Linked DNA regions of Homo sapiens: all the other regions are linked to region 1. The links are chromatin contacts, found by Hi-C or POLR2A ChIA-PET in ENCODE. All regions are on one chromosome and are shown on one strand. Each heading gives the region's core, a stretch centred on a gene start or an enhancer-like site at or near the end of the contact. The rest is flanking DNA. Distances are from core to core; before and after follow the strand shown. Region 1 holds the start of CENPA (centromere protein A). Region 2 overlaps ASXL2 (ASXL transcriptional regulator 2). Region 3 holds the start of ASXL2 (ASXL transcriptional regulator 2). Region 4 holds the start of ZNF512 (zinc finger protein 512). Region 5 holds the start of IFT172 (intraflagellar transport 172). Region 6 holds the start of NRBP1 (nuclear receptor binding protein 1). Region 7 holds the start of PPM1G (protein phosphatase, Mg2+/Mn2+ dependent 1G).

Evidence for each region. A loop is a pair of places that touch in the nucleus more often than their neighbours do. ChIA-PET counts read pairs that join two places held with the same protein, here RNA polymerase II (POLR2A). Pooled maps may share reads with other maps.
Region 2: a loop to region 1 is called in a pooled map, with 4 times the contacts of the local background. The contact joins the enhancer-like site here to the promoter of CENPA in region 1. A Hi-C loop is called at or near these places in 1 of 50 pooled maps. POLR2A ChIA-PET finds 5 or more read pairs at or near these places in 2 of 52 experiments (BJ and activated CD4-positive, alpha-beta T cell).
Region 3: a map of B cell shows a loop between it and region 1 (12-fold over the local background). The contact joins the promoter of ASXL2 here to the promoter of CENPA in region 1. A Hi-C loop is called at or near these places in 2 of 168 maps with a recorded cell type or tissue (B cell and CD14-positive monocyte), 4 of 37 single-sample maps with no recorded cell type and 12 of 50 pooled maps. POLR2A ChIA-PET finds 5 or more read pairs at or near these places in 2 of 52 experiments (T-cell and activated T-cell).
Region 4: a map with no recorded cell type shows a loop between it and region 1 (16-fold over the local background). The contact joins the promoter of ZNF512 here to the promoter of CENPA in region 1. A Hi-C loop is called at or near these places in 2 of 37 single-sample maps with no recorded cell type and 6 of 50 pooled maps. POLR2A ChIA-PET finds 5 or more read pairs at or near these places in 1 of 52 experiments (activated CD4-positive, alpha-beta T cell).
Region 5: a map of B cell shows a loop between it and region 1 (30-fold over the local background). The contact joins the promoter of IFT172 here to the promoter of CENPA in region 1. A Hi-C loop is called at or near these places in 1 of 168 maps with a recorded cell type or tissue (B cell) and 11 of 50 pooled maps. POLR2A ChIA-PET finds 5 or more read pairs at or near these places in 1 of 52 experiments (activated CD4-positive, alpha-beta T cell).
Region 6: a loop to region 1 is called in a pooled map, with 10 times the contacts of the local background. The contact joins the promoter of NRBP1 here to the promoter of CENPA in region 1. A Hi-C loop is called at or near these places in 1 of 37 single-sample maps with no recorded cell type and 9 of 50 pooled maps. POLR2A ChIA-PET finds 5 or more read pairs at or near these places in 2 of 52 experiments (A673 and CD4-positive, alpha-beta T cell).
Region 7: a pooled map shows a loop between it and region 1 (21-fold over the local background). The contact joins the promoter of PPM1G here to the promoter of CENPA in region 1. A Hi-C loop is called at or near these places in 2 of 37 single-sample maps with no recorded cell type and 11 of 50 pooled maps. POLR2A ChIA-PET finds 5 or more read pairs at or near these places in 3 of 52 experiments (A673, CD4-positive, alpha-beta T cell and activated naive CD4-positive, alpha-beta T cell).

The regions. Positions count from the first base shown.
Region 1 is chr2:26,784,637-26,787,471 of GRCh38, reverse strand. It overlaps CENPA (centromere protein A), which reads right to left and starts at 1,416. Exons shown (of 5, transcript NM_001809.4): 1 at 1,176-1,416. The coding sequence starts at 1,275. RefSeq lists enhancers at 635-684, 745-794, 1,885-1,984, 2,246-2,835 and a silencer at 1,125-1,234.
Region 2 is chr2:25,821,002-25,823,836 of GRCh38, reverse strand. The region is part of intron 3 of ASXL2 (ASXL transcriptional regulator 2); the gene reads left to right. It also overlaps the pseudogene PTGES3P2. Among named protein-coding and RNA genes, the nearest start is that of ASXL2, 56 kb to the left of the region's middle. RefSeq lists an enhancer at 1,404-1,463. Within about 2 kb of position 1,501, at least 15 of the 41 ENCODE cell types and tissues checked have a DNase peak (open chromatin) inside an H3K27ac peak, as active enhancers do.
Region 3 is chr2:25,877,123-25,879,957 of GRCh38, reverse strand. It overlaps ASXL2 (ASXL transcriptional regulator 2), which reads left to right and starts at 1,471. Exons shown (of 13, transcript NM_018263.6): 1 at 1,471-1,792. The coding sequence starts at 1,736. RefSeq lists a silencer at 1,292-1,451 and an enhancer at 2,362-2,411.
Region 4 is chr2:27,581,695-27,584,529 of GRCh38, reverse strand. It overlaps ZNF512 (zinc finger protein 512), which reads right to left and starts at 1,488. Exons shown (of 14, transcript NM_032434.4): 1 at 1,388-1,488; 2 at 814-872. The coding sequence starts at 1,417. It overlaps SPATA31H1 (SPATA31 subfamily H member 1), which reads right to left. Exons shown (of 5, transcript NM_032266.5): 5 at 1,808-2,835. The coding sequence ends at 2,003. RefSeq lists an enhancer at 1,241-1,690.
Region 5 is chr2:27,488,393-27,491,227 of GRCh38, reverse strand. IFT172 (intraflagellar transport 172) reads left to right here and starts at 1,485. Exons shown (of 48, transcript NM_015662.3): 1 at 1,485-1,613. The coding sequence starts at 1,575.
Region 6 is chr2:27,427,266-27,430,100 of GRCh38, reverse strand. NRBP1 (nuclear receptor binding protein 1) reads right to left here and starts at 1,470. Exons shown (of 18, transcript NM_013392.4): 1 at 1,370-1,470. RefSeq lists a silencer at 953-1,102.
Region 7 is chr2:27,408,222-27,411,056 of GRCh38, reverse strand. PPM1G (protein phosphatase, Mg2+/Mn2+ dependent 1G) reads left to right here and starts at 1,466. Exons shown (of 10, transcript NM_177983.3): 1 at 1,466-1,754. The coding sequence starts at 1,635. RefSeq lists silencers at 1,296-1,485, 1,576-1,765, 1,836-1,885, 1,906-1,985.

The DNA.
Region 1 (2,835 bases), core at 167-2,666:
AGACCGAGGTGGGCGGATCACGAGGTCAGGAGATCAAGACCATCCTGGCTAACACGGTGAAACCCTGTCTCTACCAAAAATACAAAAAATTAGCCGGGCGTGGTGGTAGGCGCCTGTAGTCCCAGCTACTCGGGAGGCTGAGGCAGGAGAAGGGCGTGAACCCAGGAGGCGGAGCTTGCCGTGAGCGGAGATCGCGCCACTGCACTCCAGCCTGGGCGACAAAGCCTGACTCCGTCTCCAAAACAAAACAAAAAACCCAAAAAAGCCTGTAGGCACAGTGGCTCATGCCTGCAATCCCAGCACTTTGGGAGGCCCAGGCAGGAGGATCACTTGAGGCCAGGAGTTTGAGACCAGCCTGGGTAACACAGGGAGACCCAGTCTCTACAAAAAGCAATGAAACAAATAAACTACAATACACTTCCCATCTTCCTCATAGCTACGTAGCAAGAGTTAAGAGATAAGTAAAGCAGCTGTTGCCACCATGTACCATACAGGCATCTGCCTCCTCCTGCCGTTGGGTCTCCCATCCACCAGCCCACCATAGACAATTAAGACACAGACTTCGGCCCCTTTTCCCGGACACAAGCTCTGGAAGGCAACAGAGTGAGCAGCGCAGAGGGCCTCGGTTCAAGGCCTAACAGCCTCTCCCGGAAGGGAAAAAAAACCCCTGAAAGACACCTCCTAAGAGGACTCCTGTTTGAAATCGTCACCGAAAGCAGTCAATACTTTTGCAATTTAAAAATGCACAAACACAGAGGATTGGAAATCCCGTGTCCGCCAGAACACCAAGTTGTGTGACTCTGCTCAAGCTCTCTGGCCTGTGCCTCGGCTTTCTCATTAGCTGTAAAATGGGCACAATATGAAGCTGAGATAACGCACGAACAGTGGGAGGCAATGCCTGGTTGGCGGTGGGCGGTGGGCGCTGGGTAACCACTAGTCCTAACAAGAAGACGGCGTTAGGAGCCAAGTGGCTAAGCCGGTCCCTTCCCGCTTTCGGAACCGCCTGCTCCAGCCCCTCGCAGGGCTGGCACCGCCCGTGCCCGGAGCGGATGCCGGACGGCGGAACCGCGTTGTCCCCCAACAGGGAAGTGCCACGGGATCGGGACTCGGGAGATCCGGGCTCCGCCTGCGAGCCTCGGTTTTCTCCTCTTCGAGATGGGGCCGCGGCCGGTTACCTAAGGAGGGGCCCCGCCGGGAGGGGCCGGGGGTCGGGGTCGGGCTCGGGCTGCGCCTCCTCGGGGCCTCGGGCTTTCGGCTCCGGCGGCGCGGGCCCATGACACGCCGCAGAGGGTGCTGGCGCCCGGTCCCACGGCTCCTGCTCGGGCTGCCGGGTCCGGGAGCGAAAGGCTGGCTTCTGGGGAGCCCAGAGAACGCTGTGCCGCGAGCCTCACATGAGCCGGTGCTTGGCAGAAGTCCGCGCCGCTCGCGTTCAAATCGCTCGCTCCGCCCACTTCACGGCCGGCGTTTTTTAAAACCCGAATCCAGCGACTCCCAGTGGCTGACTCTGGAACGCCCCTTACGTAGAGCGACTGCAGGTAGGGCCAATGAGAGTATGCACCGAGACACAAATATAGCGGCGATGATAGGAGGACAGGGGAGACTGATGGTAAAATCAACCAATAGACAACTAAAGAGATGGGGCGGGAAATTCTCCTGCCCCCTGCTTGCCAATCTGGTTGCTGGTCTTTGCGGGACCGTACTGACGTCCTCAGGTGCCCTCCAGTCAAAACACCGAAGCTCAGTTTGGAACGTGGATGGTGTGTTTGTAGAACGTGCTTTCTAGAAAAGTCGCTTTCCTCAAACATTTTATGCTTTGCCTTAGCAACGCAGAGATGGCTTTTAAAGATGAGGAAACAGACCCATAGAGAATGTGACAACCCCGTGTCGTATCTGCGACTCTCCCAGGAACTATCCACAGATATACTCAGAATCCAGTTCAACTGCATAAACTTTGCTGACGCTTGGGGTCGCGGGGACGGCGGGATCGGCGGGGCTTTGAGAATAAGGTCCGGGCAGGGCAGGCCTCGGCACTATAGCAACGCAATCGTCCCAAAAAAATGCTCTCTTCCCTTTGTTGGGGATAATAAAAATTCAAGTCATGTCCCGGTATGTAGAATAAGGGGAATTTTAATTTTCTAAATTTTATTTCTTGCATTTTCTAAATGTTCTACAGTGAACATGTAATCAGGAAAAATGTTATAAAATTAGTGATTTCATGGAACCCTTGTGCATTGCTGGTGGGAGTGTAAAATGCTGCGGCTGCTGTGAAAAATAGTATTGGTGGTTCCTCAAAAAATCAAAAATAGAATTACCAGATGATCCAGTAATTCCACTTCTGGCTAAATATCCAAAAGAATTTAAATATAGCCAGGGACTTGAACAGATATTCTCACACCCATGTTGATAGCGGCATTCTTCACAACAGCCCGAAGGCAGAAACAGCCTGAATACACACCAACAGATGAACGGATAAACAAAATGGGGTGTATACCACAATGTTATTCAGCCTTTAAAAGGAAGGGAATTCTGACACCTGCTGCAACATAGATGAACCTTGAGGACGTTATGCTAAGTGAAATAAAGCAGTCCACCAAGGGACAAATGCTGGGCTGGGGTGCGGTGGTTCATGCCTGTAATCCCAGCGCTTTGGGAGGCCAAGTTGTTCGGAACCACTGAGTTCGAGTTCGAGTCCAACCTGGCCAACATGGCGAAACTCCATCTTGCCGAGCGTGGTGGCTCACGCCTGTAAACCCAGCACTCTGGGAGGCCGAGGCAGGCAGATCACCCGAGGTCAGGAGTTCAAGACCAGCATGGCCAACATGGCGATACCCCGTC
Region 2 (2,835 bases), core at 252-2,751, 960 kb after region 1:
AGTCTTCCAACAGTTTATTAGAAAGAATGTGGACATCAAGAAAAATCCCCACTGTCATGAACATAAATTGAGGTTTTAAGCCCTGGTATAAGCTGAAAAAAAAAAAAAGAAAGAAATCCAATACTGTATTAAACGTTTTTCACTCATTTGCCATACTGACAGTGCAGATACAAATCTGGTCTAAATGTACAGACTCTTAAACAAACAACAATGTACAGCTTTCTTCATCTTCCGTGCTAAGAGATGTAAAAACACCTAAGGGTCAAACAATACCAAATATACAGGCTTCAAAAACCATCTAAATTAGGGCATTCTCTAGTTTTAGCTAAGATACATGTGAATACTGACAAGTAATCACTTATATAGAATAATGTGAAGTAAATATTTTGAAAAATAAACTTGGAACAATCCTGAAGGATAACACCAGAGGAATAGCAGGTTACCAGTAAGGTGTCAGCCAATTTGTTCCAGCCATTTTTGAATCCATGTTCTATAATCTAAAATTTAGTTCTCTTTCCGTAAGCTGAGAGCTTCCTATCATGTCAGTATCTATGTTATGAAGAAAAGGAGACTTAGGTGGTGAGATGTTTTTATTTATCACAACTGCTGCATCAATTGCCTAGGACCTCACTCAACAGCTTCATGAAAATCTAGGAAATGTTCATGCATAAGGTTATTGCCTTAGCTGACTTAAAATTGCCCCATACAATGGTACATATCAACCCTTAGTGAAGCCTTTTAAAAAAACAAGCAGGCTGAAAAATGGGTCAAAGTAGGCAAATACAGCATCTGCCTTTAGAGCTGTCAACTTAGGAATTCTCTCAATTGTGAAATCTTGCAGAGAAGTTATTTTTCTTTCCCAAAATCCAGGTGATGACAGTATTCCTTACTCCCGATCTGGCATTTTTTCATCATCGCTGTCTTGTGAATCATCACCTGCTCCATCTACTTCTGGTCAATCTGCATCCTCTTCACCACCCATGTTGTTCATCATCTCAGAGAAACGATCAAAATTAGACCTGTCTTCATCTGAACCATCTTCCCAGTGTTTCCAATTACTGAAGTCCACACTAAGCCAATTGAGTTTTGCCCTTCCTTTTGTTAACCTTGGCTATGACTGGCCAGATTCTCCTTTTCGTAAACAACATACAATTGATCTGTCCGTTTTTTTTATGCTTGGAATCATTAGGATCAATACTGTGAAAAAGATCAACTTCATTTAAATACTTAAAATTATCACTTCCTCTGAGACAACTGAATGTTAAGTTTGGATTTTTCAAAATTTACATGAACATCCTTACTGTGTTCACAGAATTCAGTGAAGACATAGTCCCTTCGATAGTACCACTTTGCAGAAGCAGGCTGCATTGTGAACAGGGCAGGGGGACGGGCGAACAGGTGGGCGGCCCTCTGGCGTCGACTGCTGCTAGGGAGTCGACTTCTCTCCGGTGACGACTCTGCGTTTTCTCCCGGTCGCGGCCTCTTCTCGCTTCCCTCAGGCGATGGCGGCAGCGGCGGGCTCCACCTCGGTCCCCAGAATGCACCGCGCAGAAAGAGCGGCCCCTCCGGTCGGGGAGAAGAGAAAAGTGTAGGAAAAGGGGCCCGAGGACTTACTGTTAAATTTTTATGTAGAGAAAACCTTGCAGAGTAAAGAGTTACTTTTACCTTTTATTATCTACAAGTTTCTTTTACCTTTTATTATCATTTTTGGGCTTTCAAAATTTCTGTGTGAAGGTGGAAGATGAATTCTTCTCGCCAACTCAATTTTTAGTATTAATGTTGATAGGCTTCTTGCCAGTGAGATTCAGTCCATTAAATCTTTAGTTCGCCAGATAACCTGAATTACTTGCAACTCATTGCATCATAAGCAGGAGTTGTTCTAGGAGTGTCAGTGGCATTATTGTACTCTTTACATGGTAGATCAGTTTGTGCCATATTGAATCCATTCATTAGTGTCCGTCCATCATAGTGCAGGTCCAGAAACAGCAGAAAGATGAACACTCTAAATAAAGCAGAGAGACATAAGTTGCCCCAGTGTTTTCATTTTCTTGCTGCTTCTTATTTGATAAGTGGATATTTATGGTGTTTGTTTTGGAATGGTTTTCTTTTCCTTTGGTTAGTCAAGTGATCAAGTGCTTTGTTTTCTGGATACATTTTGTTTTATTTGACCCTGGGACCCTGGGAGAATATATACGTGTTCATAGAAAATATGGGAACAGGCCAGGCAGTGGCTCATGTTTCAACGGTGGTTCACCATGTTGGTCAGGCTGGTTTCCAACTCCTGACCTCGAGTGATCTGCTCGCTGTGGCCTCCCAAAGTGCTGGGATTATAGGCGTGAGCCACCACGCCCAGCCCCGCATATTTTTTTAAAAACAACTTTATTGAGGTGTAGTTTACATGCCATAAACTCCAAATTCCACCTCATTTTCCTTTTTTTTTTTCCCTCCTTTCCTTTCCCTTTCCCCTTTTTCTTTCTTTCCTGACAGGGTCTTGCTCTGTCACCCAGGCTGGAGTGCAGTGGTACAGTCATAGCTCACTGCAGCCTTGAACTCCTGGGCACAAGGGATCCTCTCATCTCAGCTTCTGGAGTAGTTGGGACTATGGGAACACACCACCACACCTGGCTATTTATTTATTTTTTTGATTTTTTCTTTTTGAGACGGAGTCTTGCTCTTGTTGCCCAGACTGGAGTGCAGTGGCGCGATCTTGGCTCACTGCAACCTCCATCTCCCGGGTTCAAGCTGTTCTCCTGCCTCAGCCTCCTGAGTAGCTGGGATTATGGGCATGTGCCTCCATGCCCGGCTAATTTTGTGTTTTTAGTAGAGACGGGGTTT
Region 3 (2,835 bases), core at 222-2,721, 910 kb after region 1:
CTCCATGTTGGCCAGGCTTGTCTTGAACTCTTGGCCTCAAGTGATCTGACCACCTCAGCCTCCCAAAATGCTGGGATTACAGGCGTGAGCCACCGCACCTGGCGAGAAGGCCTTCTTAGACTACAGACATAAGCTTTGGAGGGAGGTGGTACATACTACCTGTGTAATGCATAAGGCTATGAATTACCAAAGACATTTGGGAAAATATATCCATATCAATTGCTGAAATAGGCTGTTTGATCCATGACTGAACGGAAATATAAGGAAGTATCTAGATACTTCTAGATGGCCTCTCAAACTCCCTTTAATATCTTTTTCTCTTTTTTTTTTGCACAACAGATCCTTTTTGAAAAATGGAGGAAAAGTTATGAATCCTCTTAAAAAATTCACATATAACACACAAAATATAGTTCATAATTTTAGGGAGTCCATGAATTTCTGAAACGCATCCATAAACTTTAAGTATTGCTCTCACCTGTCTTTCCTCCCAAGAGGCAATCCAATCCTCAGTCCTATTTCACACTATAGTAAGTTTACTGGATTGTTTGGAAGCAGCTTCTGGAAGCAGGTGGATTTGGGAGATCAGCAGTTGTTACTACATTCTTCTTACTTTGCAAGGTATCAAGGTGTAGATGATGTAAGAGAAGATGCCACATTCTGGATCTTTCAGAAAGCTGTTACGGATACTACAAATAATGGTCTCTGACCACAGAAATAGGTGAATCATTCAGCAAATATTTACTGGGCGCCTGATATGTACAGGCACTATGCTAGGGACTGAGCTCACCGAAATAAAGAAGACACCATTTCTGTCATTGATGAGTAGCTTCACATGTAAAAGCATGGATGCAGTTACTGGTGGCCTTAAAAACAAAGTCACCTAAGTTTGAGGCATTCTGGGGAGATGGAAAGGGCTCTGAGCTGGCAATTTGATTTTTGGTTTCTCTACATCCCAGACTTATGAGCTTGGCAAGTCACTCAATCTCAGTTGCTTCGCCTATCGAATGGGGTTAATAGGCAGACGAGAATTGTTGCCTATCTTCAAAAAGATAACCTCTGTAAAAATGCAAATAAATGAGAAAACACAAACGCAGGGCTGATCTAAAGTGATAGTTGGCAGAGCCACCCACTGAGGGAAGAGTTCAGCTCCCCAGGTCTACACAGCCTGTGCAGCGCCTCGCAAGAGGCGGGATCCGCTCAGTAAGCTTTCCCGGATGGCACAGGTTCCGCTTCCGCAGGCAGATATTCGCTGTAGGTGTGAGCGCCAGGCGTCAGACTACAGCTACTGCCGGGGCCTCCTTGGCGCGCATGCTCCTGCGGAGAGGCGGAGACCGGAAGGGCGGGGGCGTGGCGAGGTACCGCAGACCGCCGGCTCGATAGCTCAGCGGCCGGGCTTGGGAGGCGGGGGCGCGCCCGCGCTCGTTCGCGCGGCCGGCTGCGTACAGTAGTGACGGCCGCGCGGGAGCGGTCACATGACCGTAGCGGCAGCCTGTACAGTAAGAACCCAATATGGCAGCGGCGGTAGCAGTGGCAACGGCAGCAAGAGGACCGGCCGCCCCATAGACCCCCCCGCGCACCACCCCCGCCGCTTCCTCTGCTTGGGTGCCCCCCCGGTCTGACTTCCCTTTTCTCCCACCTTTCCCGGCACCGCGGGAAAAGCAGCGCAGGGCAGAGCAGGCAGGGAGGGCGGCCGGAGCCCGGACACGGGAGCCTCCCAGTCAGTTCAAGACCCGACATGAGGGAAAAGGGACGTAGGAAGAAGGGCAGGACCTGGGCGGAGGCCGCCAAGACGGTAAGGGGGAGGGAGCGAAGGGGAAGGCCGGGAGGATTTTGTTCCCTTGTCGCCCGCCAGTCGCAGGGAAAGGGAGGTCACTGGCCCAGGGACCCGGCTGAAGGGGCACAAAACCGCGCGGAGAGGGCGGCGGTTAGTGTCGGGGTTGCGATCCCTGTGGGAATGGAGGCGCCCGGCGGAACGTGATAGCCGCGGGGCCGTGGCGTCCCTCGGCGTCTGCGGCGAGTCCTCTCAGTGTTTTGAGGCTGTCTTTTGGGGTCGAGCCGATATCACCTCCGCTCTGTGGTAGCCCTCGCCCCGGCACGGGGAAGTCTGTGGTGCTTGCACGGTAACCGGTTCTTCTCCCTTGTGCGGCTGGAGAGCCCCCATTGGATGCAGATAGGAGAAGGCTTGTGCGTGCATCCAGCCCCGGAAAGGAGAGGGGAGCGCTGGAGCTGGATAGAATTTACCCGTTACAGCGGACGTGCCTGTGACCCCGGGCCCCCTGTTTGTCTGGCTCCCGGAGCAGACGAGAGATCACGAGGCTTTTGTTTTTGTTTGGTGTTGGAGCCGAAAGTGCAGGAGGTGTTTAGAAACGAAGTAACAGGTGGGACTTGTAGAATTTTTTTTTTTCCTGTTTCCGTAGAGACCTACTCTGAACAAGGCAGCAATGCATGGTGGGACGTGTAGTTTACCCGGCCTTCACGTTACCCTAGCCAAAGGGATGGTGCCCTAATGAAGTTGTAATTAGTGGGCAAAACAATTTTCCCCCTAATTGTGTTATGACGAAATTTAGAGGTAGATTTTAAAAAGTGGAATATTGAGGATTAGTGAGAACTTTTACCATATTTTAAGAAGAAAAAATTAAAAGCATGTTGTATGCAGAAATGAAATGGCAGGAGATAGTGAAGTTCATACATCGTTGAGGGTGCAGCAGAAAAGTAATAGGGCATTAAACGGCAGCATTTTAATAGTGGAAAGTGAGAGGTGTTCACCCCTTTAATGGTGATTAATGCCGGTAATACTTCGACAACGTAGCCCTTCTTAGTGAACCCTTATTAGAT
Region 4 (2,835 bases), core at 239-2,738, 800 kb before region 1:
ACTGCTAGTTGTTTTTCATGCCTGTATTCCTAACCTACTACAGAACTGGCGCACAGCAAACATGTAGTAAATGTCACCTGAATGAATGAATCCATTTAATGTCTAGTTAACAAGAATGTTTTCTTTTGTATTAACCATGGAAAAACTAAGCACCTTCAGTGTACTAAATAATAAACCAGTCTTACAGACAAGTAGTTTAAAAATACAAGGATTTCTTACGGCCATTTTTATCATCCATCCCAAGTTCATCAGTGTATTTATGAGCACGAATTTCATGTCTGGAGAAATACAGAATTACCACTGAGTCTTTGGTTCCATTTTTATTACAATTTGTACTTTTTTTTTGCAAGCTAGGTTTTTCTCCCACACACTAGACTTAGACCTACACTGTCCAATCCGATAGCCACGAGCTACAGGTGGCTATTTAACGTTAGTTAAAATTAAATAAAATTTAAAATTCAATCCCTCAGTCGCACTAGCCACATTTCAAGCGCTCAAAAGGCGTACGGGGCTAGTAGCTATGATACTAGACAGTGCAGATACAGAACATTTTCGTCACAAGAAGTTCCACTGGACAGCGCTGGCCACAAAATCACAAAAGAACCTTAGAAAAACCTCACTCACTTGGCAAATAAAATTTAAAATTCAGTCCCTCAGTTGCACTAGCCACATTTCAACTGCTCAAAATCCACACCGGGTTAGTGGCTATGATACTGGACAATGCAGATACAGAACATTTTCATCACAGGAAGAAGTTCTACTGGTCAGCGCTGGTGACACAATCATAAAAGGACCTTAGAAAACCTCACTTACTTCTTAGCTCCCACGATCCTCGTGCTCCTCTGCTGCTTAAAGGTTGTGGGTCCCGAAGTCTAGCAAATCACAAGCACACGAGTGAGTGCTAGGGACCTCTGAACCTCGACCACAAAAAGACGAATTCCCCTATGCCCAGAAGAAATGAAGTTCTCCCGGGGAAACCACCTCAAACACAAGAAGGCAACACCTTTTAGGAAAAATATGCTGTCCTATCTTCCAGCAGTGCAAAGGCGGGTAACAATACCAGAGCCTTCGTCTTCCCCCATTCTCAAAGCCCTGTCCCAGGCTCTAAAAGGGAGGCCAAAAGAAAAGACAACGGATATGAGAGACATTGGGGATGTAAAAGGAATAGAAACTAATGGTAATGTGGCGAGGAATTAAATCCAAGGAGGTGGGGAACAGGCAGCAGAACGTGGGTAAAGAAAAAGGGACAGGTGATCTGATCTAGAAGGGTGGGGCCTACGATGGCCTCTGATAAAACCAACTCAGCATGGGACAAAAGCGAGGGACCGCGTGTTCCGGGCTCGACAGCGCTACCTCTAAAGCATAACGGTCAAACCAAGAAACTCACGGCGGGTACAGCACCGAGTCTGGAAGACATCACTCCCTCTCCACGCCTAACAATTTCACCCAAGGGCTCCGGCCAGACCAACGCCACTTCCGCTCTCCTCTCCCGGATGTGGGCTCGGCTCCGCCTAGCCCTCTTCTGAACTTCTACTTCCGCCTAGCAGCTTCCGAGGGGGCTGCGGCCGGAGCGAGTCACGTGATGAGTCACCCTCCGATTCCTCTGAGACCCCGCCCCACTGGGATCGCGACGCGGGACCCGGGAACCTATGGGTGGGGTCTGGAGTGAAGGGGCGGAGCTTGGAGCCTCGGCTGGGCCTCAAAACCCCTGGCTCTCATTCCGAATCTTTGCACAACTCCTCGTGTCCCTCCAGCCTGCCTTCCCCATCCACCCGCCCAGTGGTCTCAGTCCAGATGCACAGGAAGATCATTTACTGCCCCTTTATTCATCTTAGAGAAATTACAGACCCATTCTCACCCGCCTCCCCCCCGGTAGAGAGAAATGGAAGCCTTTCCACGCTGGGGGCGCAGGAATTGGAGGCAGTGGCTGAGCAGGAAAGAAGCCTGGAAAGGGCAGCACGATGAAGACTTAGGACAATGAATAATAGGGGCGGACCTCGCCTCATCGAGTAGCTTCAGGCCTCCACACTTGCCCTGCTTTGGGATTTTTATGTGTGGTCCCGAGGAGAGTTGTTTGATTCTTGAAATCTCTAGACAAACTATGGCTGGGCCTCTCTCCAGGGAAACTGTACTTGAGTCCCTCCTTAAGGGGACTGCGTCGGCTCCTCTCAGAGGGACTGCAATGGTTCCTCCCAGAGGGCCTCCCTGGCCTCATCTCAGAGGGACTGTGACGGGTTCTCTCACAGGAACTGCGATGGCTCCTCTCAGAGGTCCTCCCTTGCCTCATCCCGGAGGGACTGCGATGGCTTCTCTCAGAGGGACTGTGACAGGTTTTCCCAGAGGAACTGTGTCCTCTCCTCTCAGAGGGACTGCAACGGCTTCTTTCCAAGGGACTGAGGTGGCTCTTCTCTGAGGGACTGTGACTTCTCTCAGAAATCCTACGATGGCTCCTCTCAAAGGACCTGTGAGATCTCCTCTCAGAGGGACTGCGATGGCTCCTCTCCAAGAGACTGTGACGGCTCCTCTCCAAGGGACTGTGACGTCTTCTCTCAGAGGGACTGTGATGGCTTCTCTCAGAGGGACTGTGATGGCTTTTCTCTGAGGGACTGTGATGTCTTCTCTCAGAGGGACTGCGATGTCTTCTCTCAGAGGGACTGCAATGGCTTCTCTCAGAGGGACTGCAATGGCTTCTCTCAGAGGGACTGTGATGTCTTCTCTCAGAGGGACTGTGATGGCTTCTCTCAGAGGGACTGTGATGGCTTCTCTCTGAGGGACTGCGATGGCTCCTCCGAGCGGGACTGCGATGGCTTCTCTTAGAGGGACTGTGATGTCTTC
Region 5 (2,835 bases), core at 236-2,735, 700 kb before region 1:
AGGGGCTGTCCTCTGCTCTTTCCTATTTTCTAAGGGGTGGTTGGTGGCCATGAGACAAACACCTGTTGACACTTGCAAACCACTGTGGGGGAAGGCTTCTGGACCCACAGTCTGTCTGGAGAGCATATGTTACACTTCCTGGAGAGTTACAGATCTTCCCAACTTTGGATCATTTCAGAGCAGGCTTATGAATAACTCCTTTCTGCATTTCAATCTCTCTGGTATGTTAGAAGATAGGCCAAAAATTCTGAACGGGACTCCAAAGATCAACAAGTCAGTCTCTTTTCTACTTAACCAATCTCTAACCCCAGGTATCACAAGACAACCTATCGGGTGAGCCAAGTCAGGTCTGCCCTCAAAACTGAACCACAGGCCGAGAACGGTGGCTCACGCCTGTAATCCCAGCATTTTGGGAGGCCAAGGCGGGCAAATCACCTGAGGTCGGGAGTTTGAGACCAGCCTGACCAACATGGAGAAACCCTGTCTCTACTAAAAATACAAAATTGGTCGGGCGTGGTGGCACATGCCTGTAATCCCAGCTACTTGGGAGGCTGAGGCAGGAGAATCTCTTGAACCCGGGAGGCAGAGGTTGCAGTGAGCCAAGATCGCGCCATTGCAGTCCAGCCTGGGCAACAAGAGTGAAACTCTGTCTCAAAACAACAACAACAACAAACTGAACCATAAAAACATTCCAATGTAAACAGCAGTCTTTAACCCACCATTACCCAATTAGGAAGTAGGGTACCTTACGTTTCTTTGGCAGCTAGTTCCAAAACACTCATCTTCCAGATTCTGAGAATAAATGTCATTTATTGGGATGGGAATGTGACAGGTTATAGTATCGTGGCATGGAGAGAGCGAGCTAGGAGTTGAGAAGGAACATAAAAGCTGTTTAAAGCTACTAACTCTGGGTTGAACTCCAGTTCCAAGTCCTTCGCTGGCTGTGTTAGTTTGAGCAAGTGCCCTGAGTCTCCTGTTATGTAAAATGAGACTAATAATAACGCTATCCCCTTCAAAAGGTGGTTTTGGGATTAAATGATATAAATGCACGTACAATACTTTACACAGTACCTGGCAGACACATACTGAGTATTCATCGTTAGCTATCGTTATTAGCCTTGCGATCCCGTGCAAATCATGTAACCTATTTGGGTACAATTCCGTCAACTGCAGAAGGCCTATCATGGAAACCGCCCTGCTTCCCTCCAGAGTTGTGAGGATTAAGAGAGTGCACTCAGAAAGTCAGGTACATCGAAGAGCGAGACGGACCGCTATGACGTAGGACCTGGGGCTGGCTGAAGGCTTGTGGGCGGGGCTTGGTCTTGAGTTTGCATGCGGCGACGGGATTGGTCAAGGAGAACATTCATGAAGCCCTCTCAAGGGCCCGCCCTAGATCTCACCGCGCTTGCGCACGTTCTGTTTGCTTCGCCGCAAAGTTACGTGTGACCTTGCGACGCGTGTTGCGCTCCGGTCGCATAAGCGTCAGTGCCTGTCGCTGCGGCTGCGTGGCGGGTTGTCCAGGTAACCACGGGAGTTGTCGCTGTCTAGGAGCATCTGAAAGACAGGTGTGCGTCATGCACTTGAAGCACCTGAGGACCCTGCTGAGCCCTCAGGTGAGGAATTGCGTGCCAGTCCCTCCCCCTTATGCTTTATGTTCCAAGAAAAGTGGGGGAACTGAAGTTTAATGATGTTGACCTCCTACTGTGTGCAGAAGGCTGTAAGGGATATAGCGATGATCTGGATCTTGGCCTGTCGATACAGCGTCCAGGAGGCGAGATGCAGGGCTAAGGACTTGTAGCTTTCCTTACATTTCATTCACATCAGTTGTGTACAGGCCCCATGCTGGGGTTCGTAGGAATCCCAAACCACCCGACTTATGTCCCTCCCTTCAGGAGGCTCGTATTAGAGGGTGAGGTGCACATGTAAGCAGCGAGTATGCATGTGCCCATAATTAAATAAGCGCCTTAGGTGCAAGCCCTGAAGGGGGAGTGCAAAGACCGAACCGTGTATTCTGATTCAGGAGAGGCTGGGCACTAGGGGAGGAGCCCTGAAACATGGTGAAGAAAGGGTGGGCTTTGGAGTTAGCACACCAGAATTTAAGTCCTAGCTCCACCACTACTTTCTTATTTTCTTTTTAAAATTTCTTACCTTGTCCTTATTTCAGGTCAACCACTACTTTATTTAACTATTTGAGACAGAGTTTTGCTCTGTTGCCCAGGCTGGAGTGCAGTGGCTCGATCTCACTGCAACCTCCGCCTCCCGGGTTCAAGGGATTTTCCTGCCATAGCCTCCCAAGTAGCTGGGATTACAGACGTGCGCTAGCACGCCCGGGTAATTTTTTGTTTCTTTGTTTGTTTTTGTTTTTGTTTTTTGTAGAGACGAGGTTTCCCCATGTTGCCCAGACTGGCCACCAGTACTTTAAACAAATGACCTGATATCTCTAACTTTAGCCTTTATTATACAATGTCTCGGAGCACTCACCAACTTCTTCATTTGAAAAAACATGAGTACTAATAGCAACTTTAGGGGACTTGGGGAAGAGTTATATAGAGTAATATACACAAAAGAGCATTGTAAACTGAAAAGCAGTGTGAAAAATTGATAGACAAGAGGAAAGGACATTCAAAATTCAAAGGACAGAATAATACAAAGCTAATAAGAATAAGATGTCTGGCCAGGCCCAGTGGCTCACACCTGTAATCCCAGCAATTTGGGAGGCCAAGGTGGGAGGATCACTTGAGCCCAAGATTCCAAGACCTCTACAAAAAAATTTTGACCAGGTGCGGTGGCTCACACCTGTAATCCCTGTACTTTGGGAGGCCGAGGCGGGCGGAT
Region 6 (2,835 bases), core at 221-2,720, 640 kb before region 1:
GAGAGGGATTTAACTCAGCCAGCCAGGAAAGCTACTATCTGCCTGTTTTAGTAATCTACCAGAAAACTTCTGTTAGAGATCATGTTCCTTCTTCTGAAAAGTAGCTAAGAAAATGGTAAGACACTATTAGTTACTTCCTTGAGCAGCTGCATTCACTGAATGCATCTAAAATCTGAACAACTAAATAAAATTCCCAGCCAGACTACAGTAGGAAATAACAGTAGAATTCTAATACAGGAAAGCTGTAGCCAATGGGCTCCAGAGAAACTTCTGGACCGAGGACACAAATAACTAATCCACAGTAGGGCACCACAGGAGACACCAACCCTTCATCAGAGATAGATGCCCTTGGAATTTGCTTATCCCCCCCACCTTCCTAATTTTTGTGACTTTTTATCCCTTCCTAATTTTTCCTTCGCAGGCAAAATGAGGGCAGTGCCCAAGATTCTCCAGCACTACTCCTATTGATGAAGAAACCTCTGCGACACTGGGAGTTTTGTCTCGGAGCCGCTGAGAGGTTTTAAAGAGATAACACATGGAAAAGCTCATATACTCCCATAAGGGGATTCTCGCCGCCTCCAGCCACCCTGAGACATGCAGTGTGTTCACTTTGGAGTAATGCAGATCGCCCTGCAAAGTTTTTCCCCGACACTTTCGTTTATTGGACAGCAGCCCCTCTGCGTGTCAACTCCTCTGCAAGAGCTCACGGGCCCAGGCCTCTCAGCTGTCCTCACCCTGAACGGACCAGAGGGCCTCTGAGACCCGCAGCACAGTCCAGTCGGAAATAAAACCGCTCTGGGGAGGAACCCGGCCCCTAGAATTTCACACTCCAACAGGTCGCATGCCCTGCGTCTGGAAGGCAGCCGCGGCCCGCGCGGGAACCAGGCTGGGGCCCAGGGAGCCAGCGGCGGCCACCTCATCAAAGGCCGGACCGACAGCGCAGTCAGGGGCGCAGGCCACGCCCCCGCGCAGTCTGCGCACCTCCCCGCGAGCAGGCCAGGCCAGGCCGCCGAGCTTCCGCAGGCCGCCGGGCCGCGACCGCCGCCCCCGCCCCCGCCCCCACCCGCCGGGCCCCGCCTCTCGCAGCCGGAGTTCCAAGCGAACGCCAGGGCCTCCCGACCCGCGCCCGCAGAATCCCGGGGCGCCGCCGCCAAGCCAGAGACGCCAGGGAGGGCTAAGCAGCGACTGCGGGGCCGAAGCGGCCCCTCGGCTCCAGCAGGCAGGGCCCGATCGGGCCTGGGCTACTGAGTGAGCAGGGCCGCCTTCAGCACCCGACTGGCGGGTCCCACCGTCCCGGGCCTCGGAGGCCGATCCTTCCGTCCTCTCGCGAACCCCTCCCTCCCGGGCCCTCTTTTCCCTGGGCGCTCACCTCCCGACTCCGCGCCCCGCAGCCTGCGCTTCAGCTCCAGCTCGGGTTCCGGGGCCCCGGATCACAGCGACTCCCTCACAGCTGCGCTCCGCAGCGCAACCGAACTGCGGGCCCCGCCCTCGCGGCGCCCGGACCAACGATGGGCGGTGCCGCACCGCCGGCAGGTTTCCATTGGGTGACGTTCTGGGTGGGCGGGGCCCGGCCCTCGGGCGTTCGCTGGGGTGGGCTTCCACCCGCTCTCCTCCCCTTGCGCCGGTCCGGCCGAGACCTCTCGGAGGGGTCGATGTTTTCGGTCCCAGCTGGGGCTCGTCTCTCTGTCCACCCCACCGCCCGGTCCAGGTGCCCCAGATGGTTCTGCTGGACGCAGAGAGGGCCTCCTACCTCTTCTTGAAGGCGCCATGACAGTTCTAATGCCTGGAAAAGACAAAAGGAGCGAAAGACATAGCCTCAGTCCGAGAGGAGCGCCCCCACCCCAGCCCCCGCCTGCATTATTTTGGAACGAGACTGGTGTGCAGGACGCCAATTCTCCGGAAAGCTTTTAAAATTTACCTAACACTGAAAATTAGTAGTTAACGCTTGGTGATTGCTTAGCACTATTTGCTTAAACTTTGTAAGAGGTTTTCACAGATGTTATTTCATTTGATCCTCATAAGAACGAACTCATTGAAATTATCATTCAATGGTAGTTGACAAATGCAAAAACCTGAATCAGAGGTATTAAGCTATTAACCGAAAGTTAAGTTGGTAAGAGCCAAGTCTAGAATCCGAAACAGTAAATTTCATCAAAGGAGACTACGTTGAGAAGATGTTTGGAAAGAATTTAGATTGGTTTCGAGTTAGTGGAAAGAAAAGATGATAAATTCTTGGTGAGCTATTAATCTGCGAAAACTAAGCGCGGAGCCTTCAGGATGGAAGTTCACTCTGCCCTTAGACGTGTATGATGGAGGGAAGATGATGAATCAATCAACAGAACTTGGAAATGTCACAATCACCAAATTTTACTGTCATTAAAGAGAATCTCTAATCCTGTTTCACTGGGAGAAAGGACAACTGGCAGAAACCCTCTCGTTTTCTCATCATCTCAAAATACTCGTTTTTAAAACCAATCTTTCGGCCGGGCGCGGTGGCTCACGCCCAGCACTTTGGGAGGCCGAGGTGGGCGGATCACTTGAGGTCAGGAGTTCGAGACCAGCCTGCTCAATGTAGTAAAACTCCGTCTCTACTAAAAATACAAAAATTAGCCGGGCGAGGTAGCACATGTCTGTTCTCTCAAGCTGCTTGGGAGGCTGAGGCGGGAAGATCACTTGAGCCCAGGAGGCAGAGGTTGCAGTAGGCCAAGACTGCACGACTACGCTCCAGCCTGGGCAACAGAGTGTGAGAATCCGTCTCAAAAAAAAAAAAAAAAAAAAAAAAAAAAAAATATATATATATATATATATATATATATATATATATATATATATGTA
Region 7 (2,835 bases), core at 217-2,716, 620 kb before region 1:
TAGTAGCAGTGCCCCAGGCCAGGCGCGGTGGCTCACGCCTGTAATCCCAGCACTTTGGGAGGCTGAGGCGGGTAGATCACGAGGTCAGGAGTTCGAGACCAGCCTGGCCAACATGGTGAAACCCCGTCTCTACTAAAAATACAAAAATTAGCCAGGCGTGGAATCCTAGCTACTCGGGAGGCTGAGGCAGGAGAATCGCTTGAACCTGGGAGGCGGAGGTTGCAGTGAGCCAAGATAGCGCCACTGCACTGCAGCCTGGGCAACAAGAGCGAAACTCTGTCTTAAAAAAAAAACAATAGTAGGCGGGGTGCGGTGGCTCACGCCTGTAATCCCAACACTTTGGGAGGCCGAGGCGGGCGGATCACGAGGTCAGGAGATGGAGACCATCCTGGCTAACACGGTGAAACCTCGTCTCTACTAAAAATACAAAAAATTAGCCAGGCGTGGTGGCGGGCGCCTGTAGTCCCAGCTACTCGGGAGGCTGAGGCAGGAGAATGGCGTGAACCCGGGAGGCGGAGCTTGTAGCCTGGGCGACAGAGCGAGACTCTGTCTCAAAAACAAACAAAAAACAACAACACAACAGTGCCCCAGACTCTCTCCCTCCAATGTACACTGCATACAAAGACTAGACAAACGATGCCAAAGGTTACACCAGGACGACAATGAAGTCCAAGTCACTCATCTTGGCGCTTCTTTTTATCAAGCTAGCTAGTTAATATTACCACTTACAATCATTCTCCGAGTCCAGCCAGCTTCCTCAGAAATCCTCCCCAAATGCAGTTCACATTCTTCCCTCACTCCTCCAAACCTTATAACATTATTCCCTTTTCCTGTGGCATAATGCAATCCAGAGGCATCCTCTCTGAGAGCCTACATCCTTTCAATCCTCCAAGAAACAGCTCCTCCTCCCATCCTTGAGCTTTTCCCACCCAGAATAGGCTGTACCAAACATTTCTACATTGTATTAACTCGAATTATATCACAGATCGAGGTCTTCGCTTTCAGAAAAGACTCACATTCTTCTCATATAGGCCTCGCATGGCCTGGCCAAGTACTTCCTAAGCTCGGAACAAATACTGGTCAACTTTAATTGAACCAAATCGGGCGGGGTTTGCGGAGTCTGAGAGTGCAACGTTGGGGAGAGGGGGATGAAAACACTGGAGGACGGGCTGAAAGCGTCGAGTCCGACACAAAAGAGGCGTCAGACAAAACGCCAAGAGGCTGGGGACTGGGAACGAAGGAAGAGGTTCTGCCAGAGGCGACCTGCCACCTGCGCGAGGAAGCGGAGTAGGACGGCGGCCGTTGGTGGGCGTGGTCGCGCTAGTCTCGCGGGAGCGGCCGTTGGGCGGGCCGTTGTCCCTGCGGGCGGGGCGAGTTGCTAAGGAAATGACTGCCCGCAGCGCCTGGCCCCGCCGCGCAGGCCGGGCGGGGTCTGGAGCGGCGCCGTTTCCGCTTCCGCTCCCTCACAGCTCCCGTCCCGTTACCGCCTCCTGGCCGGCCTCGCGCCTTTCACCGGCACCTTGCGTCGGTCGCGCCGCGGGGCCTGCTCCTGCCGCGCGCACCCCCGGGGCTTCGGCTCCGGCACGGGTCGCGCCCAGCTTTCCTGCACCTGAGGCCGCCGGCCAGCCGCCGCCATGGGTGCCTACCTCTCCCAGCCCAACACGGTGAAGTGCTCCGGGGACGGGGTCGGCGCCCCGCGCCTGCCGCTGCCCTACGGCTTCTCCGCCATGCAAGGCTGGCGCGTCTCCATGGAGGTGAGGAGGCAGGGGCCCATAGGCTGGCCGCTGCGGGGCGGGAATCTGACGGAGAAAGAGAGCGGGGGATGGGGTCCTCCCCTGGGAAGGGTCCCAATTGGGAGCCTGCGGCCGCAGCGGCCGTTTGCGGGGCGACAGAGACCGCGGGGTCAGGGCCGAGAGGGAGCTCCCGATGCTTGGGGACCGTGTGCCGGTGGCCAGTGGCGGCGAGGGCTCGGCCATGTGGGAAGAGGCACCTTCCGCCCACTGACCGCCCTCTCCCCGAGCTTTGGCGCCATCCTCTCGTGCCAACCTAGCCCTCCAGGCTCATCAACGGTGTGAGGTTTAGTGTGGGAGTAAAGACGCAAATAGGGGCTATTTATTCATTTGTTTTTCAAGGGAGAGGTGAATAGATGTGAATAACTTTTTAAATTTTAATATTTAAAATATCTGATGTGGGAAGCCTCTTTTGGCTAGGAGTTTGACAGTGAAAGGAACCCCGGGCAGAGTCTGTTTCACATTTTGGTTGCCTGGCCTTGGGCTCTTGCATGTTAATTTCAGAGGCTGGACCCGACCTCCAGGAGTTGTCACTCATTTGCACTCTTTTCAGGGCCTTTTACTAACTTCGGAAAACTTGAATTATGTCAGTCCCTAGGTTTTCCTTTTTATTATGCTTCGTTTTCTTTCTCTCTTAGGATTTCTCTAAAACTTAATCAGTAATTCTCATTTGCCTGTAATTGTAGTTTATAGTTTCTTTGATTGTAAGTCATTTCATCAATTTTTTTCATCACAACCTACCTACAAAGGGCTTTTCTAGAAAATTTTACTCTGGACAAAAGGGGAAAAGAAAAATATTGGGGGGAAAGTAGTAGTATTAGGTAAAACTTGATGTGAAACTACAAAAGAGAAGAGGGAAAACTGCGGTAGGGAGGAAAGGGAGGAAGACGGGTTAACCGTGGCTTTGTGAAGAGCATTCTGAAGTCTAGGCAAAAGGGCCAGGGAAATACTCTGTCTGGTATTGAGGGTTTCTCCACCTACCGGGTGGGCTTCAGGTAACAGCGAAATACTGTCTCCCTTGGGAATTGTTTCAGATCCCTCGCTC